Linked DNA regions of Mus musculus: region 1 is linked to region 2. A link is a loop called in an ENCODE intact Hi-C map of the cell type or tissue named here. Cell type or tissue: left cerebral cortex. All regions are shown on one strand.

The links. A loop is a pair of places that touch in the nucleus more often than their neighbours do. Peaks named below come from ENCODE experiments on the same cell type or tissue, not always from the same donor. Only the 100,000 strongest peaks of a DNase experiment are listed, where the experiment ranks them.
Region 1: a loop joins it to region 2, with 2.5 times the contacts of the local background. A loop is called at or near these places in 2 of 42 quality-filtered maps.

The regions. Positions count from the first base shown.
Region 1 is chr19:57,966,745-57,974,744 of GRCm38, forward strand. All of the region lies in intron 27 of Atrnl1 (attractin like 1), which reads left to right. Among named protein-coding and RNA genes, the nearest start is that of Gm52385, 45 kb to the left of the region's middle. In left cerebral cortex, a CTCF peak has its summit at 3,856; DNase peaks (open chromatin) are centred at 2,573, 3,226, 3,806, 3,981 and 2 more places; H3K4me3 peaks cover 750 bases; H3K27ac peaks cover 2,561 bases.
Region 2 is chr19:58,020,517-58,028,516 of GRCm38, forward strand. All of the region lies in intron 27 of Atrnl1 (attractin like 1), which reads left to right. It overlaps Gm32980 (a long non-coding RNA gene), which reads right to left. Exons shown (of 6, transcript XR_003952872.1): 5 at 5,059-5,123; 6 at 1-3,068. Among named protein-coding and RNA genes, the nearest start is that of Gm32980, 19 kb to the right of the region's middle. In left cerebral cortex, no CTCF peak of the experiment used is centred here; a DNase peak (open chromatin) is centred at 4,720.

The DNA of each region.
Region 1 (8,000 bases), 54 kb before region 2:
AAACAGTAACTTTAATGTGTTCCTCCCATCATCTCTTGGAATTATCAAATCACTAGCTCCTAACTCCATGATTGTATTATGTTATAATAGCTGGTTTGTAAAATTACTGTTTCAGTTGCTGACGTGAATTTCATAAAGATGATCAAGCACAATTTGGCTTAGGGTTTGATAGGAAATAGTTTTCTACAATTCTGAAATGGCCATAAACATACTCTCCCAGATTTTTACTACATATTTATATGAAGTAGCATTCTTGCTGTTAGTTAAAATCATAGTATTACCATACTATGAAAAATGTTCTATGTCTTGAGACATGTAATATTTAACCAATATTTAATTTTTGTACAAAAATAAATACAAAATTCATTTCATTACTATGCAAATTTTTCTTCTTTTGTAAATCGTGAATGTATTCATATACCAGAGAACTTTGCCTCCATATACATCTGTGGACAGCATGTATACAGTGCCCACAGAGGCCAGAAGACAGTGTCAGATCCAGTAGGACTGGATTTTCAGACCCAATGGGTGCTGGGATCTGAACCGCAGTCCTCTGGAATAGCAGCAAGTGCTCTTAACCACTGGGCCATCTCAGCAGCAAGTGGCCTTAACCACTGGACCATCTCTCTCAGCAGCAAGTGCCCTTAACCACTGGGCCATCTCTTCAGCCCTGTGCCAAGTACTTTACAAGATCATATGTATTCAGGGCTCTCTGGATGTGCACATCTTAGATATCCACTGAGCAGTAGTTGCTTTTACTCCTTTGCTAAGTATCCTTTGCCAGGAATGGGTGCTCTTGAATGGTGTCAAGGAGTCTAACCAACCACTGCCACCTCCAAGATCTGGTTGGCCTTGAAATTGGTGAATTAAGGTTAAAATGTGACCGCTCATTTGCATAGGTCTCTTCAAAGCTAGTATTCAAAATGAAGTTTTTAGTTTAGTATCCCATTCTTTTTCCTTAGAAAGACTTCCAGAGTTGTAATTTTTAGTATCTGCAAAAGCTAGGTTCTACTCTCCCCAAAGTAGTTGCGCGCTTCTTTTTGTAAACTGAAGGTTTTCAGGGAAAGTTGGTATCATGGAAACACAGAGATTTGTCTTATCTAGCAAAAAAATATTAGAGAAATATTCAAGTCGAGTTGCTATTTTAGGACCATATCTTTTGTAGTCCATTGTGTAAATTCACAGTTATGTTACTTTTAGCCATGACATAATGAACAAGAATATGAAGTGGCACAGTCAGACTCGGGAACTGAAATCCATGGCGCAGAGCAAGTGTGGGGGGGGGTTCAGCAGATGAGGGAGAAAGTTCCCTGATGAAACTTACTCAAAATTAATAACAGTCTCTGTAAATCAGGGTGTGTCAAAAGCATATTGAGGCATAGATCTTCCAACAAATGAAAATTAAACTTTCATCACTCACACGTGCAATAATTGAAGCTGAGAAAATGACATATTTGAAATCAATAAAACAAACTCTAGACTTTAAAAGTAAGCTGTAGTCTATAAAAGTGTGCTCAAATTTAAAATGGCCAGCTTCAAAACTGGCCTAGATAAAAAACAATTTGAAATCTCCTCAGTAGCATCAGTTTGTAAGCTTGGATAAAAGGGTAAAATACCAGAAATAAATTGTAATTTACAGAAGTTCATCTTGGTCTTTTAAAATTATTGATGAATTCTTGCATTACATTTATATGCTTGAACAATATGATGTACAGCAGGCCAGAAAATACATTTGATGTCTAAAAGCAGGGGGGCGGTTCAAGTGTATATCCCTCCCGTTTAAAGTTTGACTCTATCACAGAATAAATACATTTAAAAAGTGATTTCTCTGAAACATCATTTCAATCTTACAACTCTTAAGAAGCCAGTTGTTACGGAAGTTGAAGCGCTTAGTTAATAACTGAAACGATTTATCAAGTATGTACCTTACCCTTGGGTAGGAATCATCATTCCCTGCTTCCACAAACTGAGTGGCCAGGGCAGAGCCCGTGGTTATCAGTGCCCCTGGGACGGGCATCCAAAGAATTCTTGCCTCTTCTCACCTTTGAGTCTTGGACATTGTGTTGCCTCTTAATGTGTTTAGCAAATTCCCTTATATAGGGCACCATGTTTTCAGCAGGTTGTAGAACTGATATTCCTACCCATTTCTGTGCTCTCTTTCCTTACAAATACTTCCAGGAGAGCGATTCGAGGCTTCTCCAAATAGTTAGACAGGTAGCCGATCTTAGATGTAGTAATCAGCTGAGAGGCAGAACGGCTTGATGGGGACATTCCACTTTACTGTAATCACCTGATCTGAAACACTATTTGAAATGTTTAAGCCTTCACAGCTCTTTTCTACAGCACACACACACACACACACACACACACACACACACACACACACACACACAGTTCACAATAAGAACAATCTTGGATAAGAAAAAGAAAAAGATGAGATGTTTCAGACAGCCTAATGGGACTGCCACCATCTCGATAACCATCATTTAGTGCAGCCATACATTAGCTGAAGGCTGGTGTAGGCGGGCTGTGTTGAGCAGCGTCTTGGGCTGCATTTGGTGAGTCAGGATGGCCAATCATCCTAAGAAGGCAAGCACTCTGAACCTTACAGGTGTGCTGGAGCTAGCAATGGAATGTCATGGCAACATAGCCCAGTCTGCCTTTTGTGGAAATTGGATCCAAGATGAAAATGGAGGTTGCATTTTTTTAAAAAAAAATTATCATGAGAACAGCAATTACAAAATGATTATCTGTAATAGTCTCAATAATATTTTTATACTGTGTCTGGTGCTTAAGTGGAAGTTAGAAGACATTATCATATCCCTCACTATTTGACATCTAGTTACCAAATTCTTCCTAACAAAGTCTAGCTGACTTGGGGTTCATTAAATATCTAACCAATAGTCTAACTGCATCAGCAGTTCATTAGTCTAATTTTTACTACGGGTTTGATGAAGTTAAGGGAGGAAATATTTTAATTGAAAGAAATGTGCTATAAATGCTTTTTTTAAAAAAAAAAATTTCCTCTGTTTGTGTGTGTCCCTTCTCTAGACATTTTTAGAACATTTTCCCTGTAAGCTAAAAGCCATATCTCCCCAGATTTTTTTTTTCAAGTGAAATTGCCTTTCATTTGGCAAAAACTAAACCTGTGATTCATGGAGGCTTTGAGCATGCGCCCTGCTTGCTTTGACTGACATTTTTGCAGGCTAAATCAGACCTGCATGATTCATCTGCACCAAGATTCATTATGCCAAAAAGAGGAGAGGTTTGGGGGTGGCGTAAAAGAGCATAACGGGAAATTGTCTTGGAAATTGTGACTAGTGACGAAGGTGAAAAGAACCAACGTCAGTTGGCGTTTTAAATTGGCATTTGATCGGGGAGACATTTTCTTGTCACTGTTTTATTAAGAAAATGGGCAAAATGCATTAGAGGGGCTTTCCTTTCCTGTGGAAAATGAAATTAAGGTAAGAAACAAGAAAACTGATTTTTTTTAAAGTGTCCTTTAGCTTAAGCATTAAGTGTAAGCTGGCCAGGCCTGTACAGTAGGGAATGTGGAGAACATTCCACTACCTTAACTGTCTGGGAATGTCTACCATTAGCAATCGATTTCCTCGTTGAGTTTATTCATTGTTACCTTTAAATTTGACATGTCCAGAGGAGCTAAGATCTCCCAGTGCCAGGCATGTTCTGTCTACTTGTAACAACGCAGGGAAACCGCTTTGGAAAGATGAGAAACTGGGAAAGCAGAATGAGGGAGTAAGAACCAGGCCAATGATGGAGCTCTGGGGGAGGGGCTGTTTGGGGGGTTGAACCCAATACTACCGAAAGGGGGCAGGATGTGCCCAAAACAACCAATCCTCTATTTTGCCTAAGTTTATTTTATTCTCTCTCATTATAGAAAGATAGGATATACGCCAGCCAGGACTAGTTTTATTCAGGACTGGCCTTGTAACATATGAGAGAACATAAATGTGCCGCTTCCTGTTACAAATCTATTAATAGCTGCGCAGCGTTGTGGCGTCCTAGTTCCCAGTATCACAAAACACACTAAAAAAGAAACAAAAACAACACTTAAATTGGAAAGTATCATCTCCAAGCTTCGGGGAACCTTCTGCTGCTGCGAGGTCCACCCTCATTTTCCTTATGACGTTGGTGTTGGTGGTGAGCTCTAGATTTGAGTAAGGGAAATGTTTCCTTGAAGATCACCTAAACATTTTAATTTATATTTAAATTTTTCAAAGGTAGGTGAGTGCTTTAAAAATCACTAAGTTCTCTGTCTACATGTATCTGACTCGTTATGTGGATGGATAGGACTCTTTTAAGACTAGTTTTTCTGCTTTTAAGTATATATATATGTCTGTGTGCGCACAGGTGTAAGTAATTGTAGTGCTTGCAGAGTCAAGAAGTGGGCGCTGGATCTCCTGGAGCGGGGAGTAAGGTGGTGGTGAGCAGTGGGTGTAGGTGTTGGCAACTGAACTCCAGCCCTCTGAATGAGCAACAGGCACTCTTAGTCACTGGGCCATCCCCACTATTTGTTGGATTCCTAGATTTCCAGTGTATTGTTTTAGATTCAGATCCAGTATCCTCACCTTACACCTATTGTACAAAACCTTATTCCCAATTTCCTGTCCCTACCTTAAGAGTCCTCAGACTTCACACCTCAAGCCAACATCAGCCTGGAATCACCAAGTATTGGATAAGTCCCAGGCTTGCAGTTAGATGGGGTTGGAGGGTAACAGGCAGCTGTGCACAGCCTGTTTAGTGGTGCGATGAAGGCTAGAAGTTATTAAGTGCAAGATGCTAAAAGCAGCTTCCTTTAAAGGTCCAAGTGATAGGGAAAGTAAAGCTCTCAGTTCTTGGCTACCTAAACTGTAGAAATCATCTTTGGGTAGAAGAGCATTGACATTTCGAGGTTGAATGTGTTTCTGTGTAAGACAGGGCTGAATCCCTTCCCAGCATATATTTCAGCCTCAGTGCAGCCAGACAGGAAGCTGCTGTTGTCTTCATCTTCTGTTGAAGTGGTCACTGTAATTAGTAGAGCAATAACCCCTCCACAAATGGAAGAATTCTTCACAGTTCATGTGTGCCCTCCCTCTCCCTTCCTCCTCTCTCATCACCGATCATTGACACCTCTTTCTAGTCTTTTACTCGGTGATGTTTGGAGGAACTGCAATCATCCATCACAAAGGCTTCAGTAGAAATGGTGACTTGTGACTGTTGTGGAGTGTTGTAGACTGGTGGTCATTGAGCTTCCGCTGAGAAATGAATAGCCTTAAGGTTTTTGAATGATTGGATATTTTAGTTTTTAATATTATAGTTTAGAATAAATGATCAGCCCTGTTTGACCATTGCGAACTCCCATTTTTAAAGCCATGCCTGGAATAAGGGCATTATGTCCAGTTCAGCTCCGCGTGTATACTCGGGACATCTTTGCTTCCCAGCACCTCCTCCGCAGTCACACAGCCTTAGCTAGCTGGCACGTGAATCTAATAGTTTAGTTTTTAAAATGTTGAATCAGCTTTTTGACACTTGGCTGGATTTTCTTACACTTGTATTATTCTTTTATTGTTTTCACAGAAAACCCCTAAATAAAATATCATCCGTTTCTTAAACACAATTTGTTGTACACAGAGTCTTCTATTACAAATAGATTATTTTGACTTGAGGAAACAATATTTTCTCCTCAATAAGAAATGTTTACCCAGTAACTACCTTTTTATGATGTTGCTTATTCCTTTGAATTGGATCTTTTTTAAGGTTTTATAACCTTCCAGTTATAGTCCAATCTAAGAAAATAAACGCACGCCCTGTAACACAATATGAAAAGTTATAATGTTTGAAATTTAAAAGACAAGCATACACCATGTTCTTCAAATGATATGGGAAATCTGAAGGAATCCATGCAATAATTTGCCTAAAGCAAAGTGTTGAGATAGAAAGAAACAACTCCAAGTGGCTTTATGGAAGGAACTGAAATATGCTAGGGTATGTCATTCCTGCTGAAACATCCAATTCAACTGTAGTTTAGTCAACTACCAAGTTAATCATAACTATAAGCACCAGATAATATATCTTGAAAATAACTGAGATGGGTCAAGAATTGCCCGTAAATTCAGCACCGAAATCAGTTTCTCTGTAAAGGAGACCTTTGCCTGAGATGTAAAGCATTGATTGCTCCCCCTGATGTGCAGGGAGATATCACATGTCAGTGCCCAAATGACATATGGCTTTACAGGGGACATGGACGCATGAATTCAGAATAATGCCCAATTGCTATGTAATCTTATACTTTTGTTTAATGAAAGATAACTTCAACCCAGATACAGTGACGCATATCTGTAATACCATTACTTGGGAACAAAGGAAGAAGGAGTGTGTCAAGTTCTACGCCAACCTGGTCTACAGAGTAAGTTGGACACCAACCTGGGCTTCAAGAGAAGACCATGTCTCAAAGAAAACAAAAATGAGGCTTCAAACTCTTTTGACAAATTCCTGCGTTAGAAGGTGGTGTTTACTTCCCCTCCTGTTGAAGCTGGGTAGGATCGTGGCTACTGTACAGAAGGAAAGGGCAGTGAAGCCTGCCAGTTTGCAAGTTACAGTTTTTAGACGCTGACAGCTCCCCCTCTTTCCTCTTCAAGCATTTACTCTTGAAGCCCAACTGTCAAGTCATAAGAAAATCTATATATTTCAGTGTGAGAAGAAACCCGTATAAAAAGAACCGAGAAGCAGCTGAGATTCATCGCCTACCAGACTGACAGCCCGCACTAGCTTGCCAGGTATACGACTGCGTGCTTCATCCCAGAAGTCATCTTCAAAGATGAGCCTCCCTTCTCCCAGGCCTGCCCAAATCACAGGTTCAATTGTAAGCGAAATTGAAGGCAGTGGCTAGCATCCTAAGAATTACACAGAGAGGGATAGGAGCCAAGAAAGGAAAAGTGTGGATCCGAGTGTATTCCCAGCCTTTATTTTAGACGCTCCTCCTACAGCTCTGTGGATGGTATGTGGAGTAATAGCCCCTTTACATAGACAAGATAAATGCTGCATGCTCGGTCCTCAAAATGGTGACAGTACTCTTTGCAAGTGAATGTGGGTCAGGCTTCGCCCTGCTGGGCACAGGGCTGATCCCGCAGTTGGGAGACAAGCATGCTGAACTGGAGTAAGCTTATGGACAGCAGGGGTGATTAGAGCACAGTTGTGTGGACCTAGGTAGAACAGCTCTTCTGGATACAGGTTCCCTTCATCTAGCTGTGTTTTCCCAGCGCTCCGAAACACCATTTGATCACGCTGCTCAATCATCCTCTTAATCCGGACTTCTCAAAGGGCTTCCCAGAATCTACCAAAGTTCACTTCCTCAGCCTGGCATTTCAATGCCTCTGTCAAACACCCGTCAGTCCATCTGGCTCTCATCCTTATCTCCCCGCGCAACTCCAGGCCAAACCTCTGTTCTCAACCCTTTGAGCTGACTGTGCCTTTGTGCGGTGTCCCTACTAATCGCCTATCGACGAATGGCCTGTCCTATTTAGTTTTTATTCTCCTGAAAACTACTTAGTATCCAACATAGAGTTCAGATCTTTAGTGGAATCATCAGTAAGTCGCAGCTGGTTTTGATTTCTGCTCTTCTCTCGCTTCTCTATATTCAAAACACCACCTTCTTTATTTACACGCCTCCCGAAAGGCGAGTTAGCGGTCTCGTTCCTCTGCACTTGTCTCTGTGGTCTTATCGGTGTGTTAATGGGGTATGTGCTTAATAATTTGTCTATTGACTATGAATTCAGTTTTAATGAACACATCAAAGGAGATCCCCACCTATATTGCAGGCAGGACCGGCTTCTCTGATCACCAAACAGAAATACTACACAGAACTGTACTCTTTTTCTGCTCGTAAACATTTATATCAAAAAGGTTCATGAAACCTCTTAACCATATACCAAAGAAAAACAAGATTGAGGCTAAAAAAAATTATAATAAACCAGCTATTATGGAAGTTTTAGAATTAGGTA
Region 2 (8,000 bases):
CTCACTATTCAGCTACACAGCCTCACTGTGCAGCTATGGCTGACCTGGAACTATAGACAAGGTGGCCTCAAGCTCACAGGGATCCACCTGTCCCCTTTGCCTCTGCCCTTCCTGCCCCTGCCATGCTGGGATCAAGAGACTATGCCACCATGCTAAAGCCTCTCTCTCTCTGTATCTCTCTGTCTCTCTCTGTGTCTCTCTCTGTCTCTCTCTCTCTCTCCCTCTCTCTCTCTCTCTCTCTCTCTGTGTGTGTGTGTGTGTGTGTGTGTGTGTGTGTGTGTGTGTGTGCGTGTACTGAGGACTGAATCCACGGTCTCATGCTGCTAGGCATGCATCTTGTCAGCCCAATGTGTTTTCTAACTTTAATTAACGAGAATAAAAGTATGTGAGTACAGAATGAATGATCATCATGATAAAACCCCGCATCCACGTGAATGCATATAAGTGTTCTTCCAGTTGGAAGGATTTGGGAGTGAGATAGAGTAGGGTGTAGTGTGCCCACCGGTAGAGAAGGAGGGTGCTAGCTACACTGTACCTACAAATAAGTCTTAACTCTGCGAAGTCGGAGAATATGTCATATTCTCTTGTTCCTCTTATTACTTCACACAGTAGCTTTCAGAGTCAAAGGAGATTTAGTTGTTAGAGAAAGAACAGTCAACTGAACCAATACTGAAAAAGACACTAAAGTTTCCTTAGCTACATGCTGCTAACCAAAGGCACTGTGAAACTTTACACAAAATATCAAGAAAAATAAATATGATTAAATTCTCTGACAAATAATAATTTCACCTTATTCAAATAGTCATCTTTTGAGGTGATCTCGGAAAATATGGACCTACTTACAGAGATTAGTGGGTGCAAACTCCCCTTTTATGAAGTAAATAAAAGGGGGAAAGCTGAGGTCCCAGAACCCTCGAGAGCTGGGAGTTGCTACAACTGAAGAAATTGGTGTGTGTTTCTGTCTTAGCCTGGTTTAGACTCTGTGGGTGAGCTATGACCCTCTTAATATGAAGCCAAGAGGCAGGACATCCTGGCTGGAGGTGTAATGCTAGGCAGGGGCTGGCAGTCATCCCTGCCCACTTGACCACCAGAACCAAAGGGCAGTGCTGAGGATGGAGAGGAGGGGCTCGGGATATTCTCCTCGCCTTGCTTCATTTCTTCAAGTGTGAAAGACACTCACGCTCCCAAGTTTCAGGTCTTGGCCGCTCGGGTGTCTCGAATCTCCTGTGGGGCTGGGTTTGGACCTAACTTTGCTACTCCATTCGCAGGCAGAGAAAACCTTAGGCATTATGCTGGTCCTTACCGTGCACTCCATTTCTCTGCACACAGTGACTCCCTCCTGTGGTCTTCACTTGTGCTGTGTTTTCTGGTTCCACACCCACTCCTTCCTAATGCTGAATTGCCTCAGCCCCTCACCCACTCTACCCTGCACAGGCTTGCTCTCACCCACTCTACCCTGCACAGGCTAGCCCTCACCCTAACCCACTCTACCCTGCACAGGCTAACCCTCATCCACTCTACCCTGCACAGGCTAACTCTCACCTACTCTACCCTGCACTGTCTTCACTCTCATGCACTCTACCCTGCACAGGCTAACCCTGACCCTAACCAGAGCAGGACCCAGAGTTTCCACATGCAAAAGTCAACAGTCAAGAGAGGCCATTAGGCAACAAGAGAATTCCCTTCCAGAGGGACAGGGAGTGTTCTAAGTGTTTTTGTGCCAACATATGTGTATCTTAGTCAGGGTTTCTATTCCTGCACAAACATCATGACCAAGAAGCAGTTGGGGAGGGAAGGGTTTATTCAGCTTACACTTTCCACATTGCTGTTGATCACCAAAGGATGCAGGACTGGAACTCAAGCAGGTCAGAAAGCAGGAGCTGATGCAGAGGCCATGGAGGGGTGTTCTTTACTGGCTTGCTTCCCTGCTCTCTTATAGAACTCAAGACTACTAGCCCAGGAATGGTCCCACCCACAAGGGGCCTTTCCCCCTTGATCACTAATTGAGAAAATGCCTTACAGTTGGATCTCATGGAGGCATTTCCTCAACGGAAGCTCCTTTCTCTGTGATAACTTCAACTTGTGTCAAGTTGACACAAAACCAGCCAGTACAATATGTCGTTGAGGTTTATATTTTAATTCCCTCGAATATATGGAAAAGGAAGTCAGAATAGCAAAGCAAAGACTATGGTGTTCAGTTATAATAAGCAGGAAGGTTAAAGGGAAAAGAATAAGACAGGAGTTGACTGAATGCCTATTCTGTGCCACAGTGTGTGCGTGTAGGGGGTGGGGGGTGATTTGTGTAATGTATGTAGCTTGCCTCTGCAAAGCCCCATGAGTCACTGGCACTTTTATTGCTCTATTTTCTTGTGTAGAATTTCTTGGGACTAGAAAGAGTTGACCATTTGCCTGAAATCCCACTTTCTGTTAGGTGACAGAGCCAGGAGTCAGGCTCATTATTGCGTTGAATTGAGAGCCTGCCTGCAAGAGCTTCCCCCATGCTGGTGTTGCTGTGCAAGTGCGCGTTTGCCAGTGGGTCATAAAACACCCCAGAAAGGTAAAGAGTTGCATGACATTCAGCATTCCCTACACCAGGCAGGATCCCAAATTCACTGTTTATTTCATCTGCTTATTTATTCTTCACAGCAATCCTGTGAAGTAGGCAGGAACCATTTTATCAGTTCACAGATGAAGACACGGAACAGCTAGGGCCTGCGTCAGGATCCCAGTGGCCGAGTCAGGGAGTGATTGGGGTGGTGGTGGTGCCTGTCATAAGGTTTTATGGCTATGAAGAAACACCATGACCACAGAAACTCTTATAAGGGAAAGCATTCAACTGAGGCCAGCTTTGGCTCAGAGGTTTTAGTCCGTTGTCATCGTGGCAGGAAGCATGGCAGCATGCAGGAGGGCGTGGTGCAGGAGAGGTAGCCGAGAGTTCTGCATCTGGATTCGTAGGCAGCAGGATGACAGTGTGGCTCTGGGCTTGACTTGAGCTTTGAAACCTCAGAGCCTGCCCCTCTGTGATACACTTCTTCCAACAAGACCACACCTCCTAATAGTGCTCCTCCCTGGGGAGCAAACATTCAAACACGTGAGTCCATGGGAGGGGGCATTCCTATTCAAACCACCACAGTCTCTGAGCCTGTTCCTTTGACCTCTCCCCCAGTTCACCTCTGTCATTGCTGCTTGATCTCGTCACGCCTGTACCCAGTGGATGCCTGCCTATAACCAGACATAGCGTGCCTAAGTCACCTCGGGCTGGCAGCGTCTCCATGTCTCAACCTTTACACTCGGCCTGTGCTCAGTGCCCTGCCAATCCCACTGGAGACAGCTCCCAGCCACTGCACTAGTCCTTCATGTTTATTACACTTTCTACAACATATCTCAAAGCATCTTGTCCCTGAGCCATGTTATTTTAGATTCTATAGTGACCAGATCTAGCTATAACTCTTCCATGACCCCTTAGCGCTCACATTCCTGGTGCACACGTACTTGTTCAAAACTAGCACTCAGGGCCAGCCCTGTGCTCTAAGACTCCTCTGCCTTGCATTCAGATCACAGAGTCCGTCATTAGAGAAAGCCTTATATTCTCAACCTCTTTGGTCTACCCATAGTCTGACAGGTCCGGGCAGAAGCCACTGTTCATGGTTGGTATCCCTAGAACCCTGGACAGAAGGGAGTGGGACCCATTTGCTGGGTTCCATGTGTTCTGCCCAGACTCTACCCTGCTTTCTCAGATCATCTTCCCCTCCTAGGCTTGGCCCTACAGGCATTATCACTGCCTTAGTGCTGACTCTGGTCTTGCTGCACCTACGTACGTCTGATTCCCTGTCACACCCATCAGAGACTTTCTCTCCTTTCTTTTACCTCTCAGAAGTCCTCCAGCCTTGAGTCTAGCTCTCTTTCTCCCTCTCTGCCTCCTGCCTGCATACCAAGTAGCACAATGAAGCTGGCGAAATAATACAGACACACACACAGACACACATATCACACACACACACCACACAAAAATGCAAGCATGCATACATATACACCACACCATACACACACATACATATTACCACACCCTCTCACACCACCACCCCCCCCACACACACACACATTTCCCAAGTCAATCCATTAATGTCCTTGCTATACACCATTGCTACCTCTCCCTGCTAGCTTCTAGGATGTCATCTGACTTTGCATCCTCATTTAAGACATGTTCAGCCTGACTTCTGCGGGGTGTTTCCTAGTCACCGCTTATAGTGTAGCCCTCCCGTCATCCAAGATTCCCCTAGTATGCTGCCCTCACATCTCCATTGTTTCTTAGTCATTCTTTTCCCTTCTGTGAAAGATCCTGTCTGTCACGTCCATGACTGTGCCTAATGGTAACGTAATGTGTCCAAAGTTTGAACTTAAGAATCTGCAAAATGAATGGATTACATGTGTCCAGGATTATAGATGCTAAAACAGTGTGGCCACTTGTGAGGTGCTTACCAGTGTGCTGGTGAGCACCAGACTCAAGTATCTGTCTCTATAGGCTCATTCTATAGGCTTCTTCCTCTATAGGCTCATTCTCTAGGCCTATTCCTGTATAGGCTCATCTGGTTAAGCAGCGTGCTCAGCCTCTATACATTTTGAATAAAGGAGAGTCCCAGCAGATATGAGGCTCGTTCCAGATCTGGCATCTGAATTAAGCAACACCACCCTTGTTTCTTCTCTGATAGGCTGTATACATTGTAGAACAATCTGTCACCTCATATGGCACTCCCCTGCCTCCTCTCATGTTTCCATCTCTGAAATTTGGAATTCAGCCTCAATGTGTATCCTCTTTCCTTGTAGTGACAGGAGCCAATTGTTACTTTTAAAACATTGATGGAAACATTCCCCCACCCACCTACTATTCAGTCTTCCCAAAGGCACAGCCAGCCAGCAGGTGATAAATGCCAATAAACAGTAGTTGGCACTCTTGTTTTTATAAAAGAAAAGACACAAAATTTCAGTTTCTGAAAAGAATGTGACCTCAAAGGCAAAGAGAAAGGAAAGTTGATGCCTCCTAGAACCCTGAGGTCTTACCGTGAGCTCAGCCTCCACTGTTCCGCGTGCCACACAGGGATGGCCTTCCCTGGAAGCTCTGTGACCTGTAAAGTAAGGTGGAGCAGTGAATTATGTGGATAACAAGTGCGAAGAAAATCCCAGGCACTGCTTACTCCGTTCTTTAGACTGCTGATCTAGCTGAAGATTTAGCAGTAAGTAGTTTTTGTCTTTTCTTAAGGAGAAAAATCACCATCAGAGTTGCTAGTTCAAGGAGAAAAATTATAGAGGTGAGCTATGGTCCTAAAGAGCGATCTCTCTTCCCAGATGTTGGTGATGGCAGCTGCATAGCGAGCGCCCTCACCAAACTCCATGAGAAACGAATGTACAGATGCACCACAGCATTAATTGGTGCACAGATTAATTAATGTCCATCCTCTGATGGCTTCAGTTTCTTTTTTCTTTTGTCTTAAAGGTTTCATAACAAGTCTTTCATTTGCTTGGCTAGAATTATTCCATTTTTTGTTTTGTTTTGTTTTGTTTGTGCTTTGTTTTGTTTTGTTTTGTTTTGTTTTCTGAGACAAGGTTTCTCTGGGTATCCTTGGCAGTGCTAGAACTCGCTTTGTAGACCAGGTTGTCCTGGAACCCAGAGATCTGCCTTCCTCTGCCTCCCAAGTGTTGGGGTTAAAGATGTGTGCTACCATGGTCAGGCTGAAAGTAGTATGAAGTAGTACGATTTTTGATTGTTTGGTTTTCATTTGTTTGTTTGTTTGTTTGTTTGTTGAGATAGGATTTCTCTGTTAACCCTGGCTTTTCTAGAGCTCACTTTACAGCTTTGGACAAACTCACAGAGGTCCTCGTTCTCCTCCTTCTCTTCCTCCTCCTCTTCCCCTTCATCATCTGTTGTCTTACTGCTCTAGCTAAGACAGCAAGCACTTGTTACGTCGATCTGAGGAAGAGTGGGCAGCCTTGTCTTGTTCCTGATTTTAGTGGGACTGCTTTGAGTTTCACACCATTTATGTTGAGATTGGATATGGATGTGCAGCATATTGCCTTTATTATGTTTGCATCCCTAATCTCTCCACAATTTTATCATGAAGGGGTATTAGATTTTTGTCAGAGTCCTATTCTTTGTCTAATGAGATGACTGTGTGGTTTCTGTCTTTCAGTCTGCTTATGTGGTAGATTACATTTATTGATTTACATATGTTGAACCACACCAGCATATCTGGGATGAAGCCTATTTGATCATGGTGGATAATCTTTTTTTTTTAATTGAAAATAGATTCATACAATACATCCCAACTACAGTTTCCACCTCCCCGACTCCTCTCAGATCCCTCACACACTCACCTCCCCACTACCACAGGTCCACTCCCCCTCCATTTCCTCTTCAGAAAAGAGCAGGCCTCCAAGAGATGACAACCAAGCAAGGCAAAAGCCCTCATCGAGACTGGACAAGGCAACCCATTAAGGTATAAAGAGTCCCAAGAGCAGGCAAAGAGTCAGAGATATGCTCTCTCCCATTGTTAGGAGTCCCACAGAAAACACCAAGGTAACATATGCAGAAGACCTGGTACAGACCCATGTAGGCCCCATGCTTGCAACTCCAGTCTCTGTGAGCCTATGTGAGCCCTGCTTAGTTGATGCAGTGAGCCATGTTCTCCAGATGTTCCTCATCCTCTGTGACTCCTATAATCTTTCCTTCTTCTCTTCCATGGGGTTCACCAATCTCTGATGGAAGAGGCCCCTAGAGACCTCCAATTTAGACTCTCTCTGTGTAATGTCTGGTTGTGGGGCTCTGTGCTTGCTCCCATCTGCTGTGGGAGGAAGCCTCTATGAAGGTGACTGGGCTATACAAAGAATCAGTGAAGCAAAGAGAAAATCAACAAGGTAGACAAACCCCTATAAGATGGAGAAAGGATGTCTAAATTAATAAATTCAAAAGCAATGGTCTGGAAAGATGGCTCATCTGTTAAAGGCTAGGCTCCCAACCAAAAATAAAATCCGAAAAAGGGGCTGGGGGACCTAACAACAGGCATTGAGGAAATTCAGGGAATCATAAGGACATACTTTAAAAACTATGCTCCACCAAAATTTGAAAATCTAAAAGAAATGGATAATTTTATTATTAGGTACCACTTGCCAAAGTTAAATCAATATCAGATAAATAATTTAAATAGACCTATAATACCTAGTCAAAGAGAAGCAGTCATTAAAATCTTCCAACCCCCCCCCCAAAAAAAGATTCTCGGGGGCCAGAAGGTTTTAGCACAGAATTTTACCAAACTTTCAAAAAGACTTCACACCAGTACCTCAAATTATTGCACAAAATCCATACAGAAGGGACATTGCCAAACATTTTATGAGGCCATGGTCACCCTGATGCTGATACCCAAATCACATAAAGACTCAACAAAGAAAGGGAATCACAGACCAATTCCCCTTATGTGTATAGATACAAAAATATTCAGTAAGATGCACACACATGGAATCCAAAATGATAGTGGATAATCTTTTAAATATGTTCCGATATTTGATCTATGAGTTTTTCATTGAGAATGTTTGCATCTTTGCTCATAAGGGAAAATGGTCTGTAATTTTCTTTCTTTGTTGGGTCTTTGTATGGTTTATGTATCAGGGTCATTGTGGTCCCATAAAATGAGTTAGGCAATGTTCCATCAGTTTCTCTTTTGGAAAATGATTTGAAGAGTATTGGCATTAATTCTTCTATGATAGCCTGGTAGAATTCTATGCAGAATCACTCTGGCCCTGGGCTTTTTTTTGGGGAGTGGGGGAAGGAAGCTAGGCAAATTTTAATTACTGATTGTATTTCACTAGGGGTCATGGGTCTCTTTAAATTGCTTATCTGATATTTATTTAATGTCAGTGGGTCATATCTATTAACAAACTTTTATCCATTTTCTTTTAGTTTTCCAATATGATAATATGCAGATTTTTAAACTATATCTTTATGATTCTCC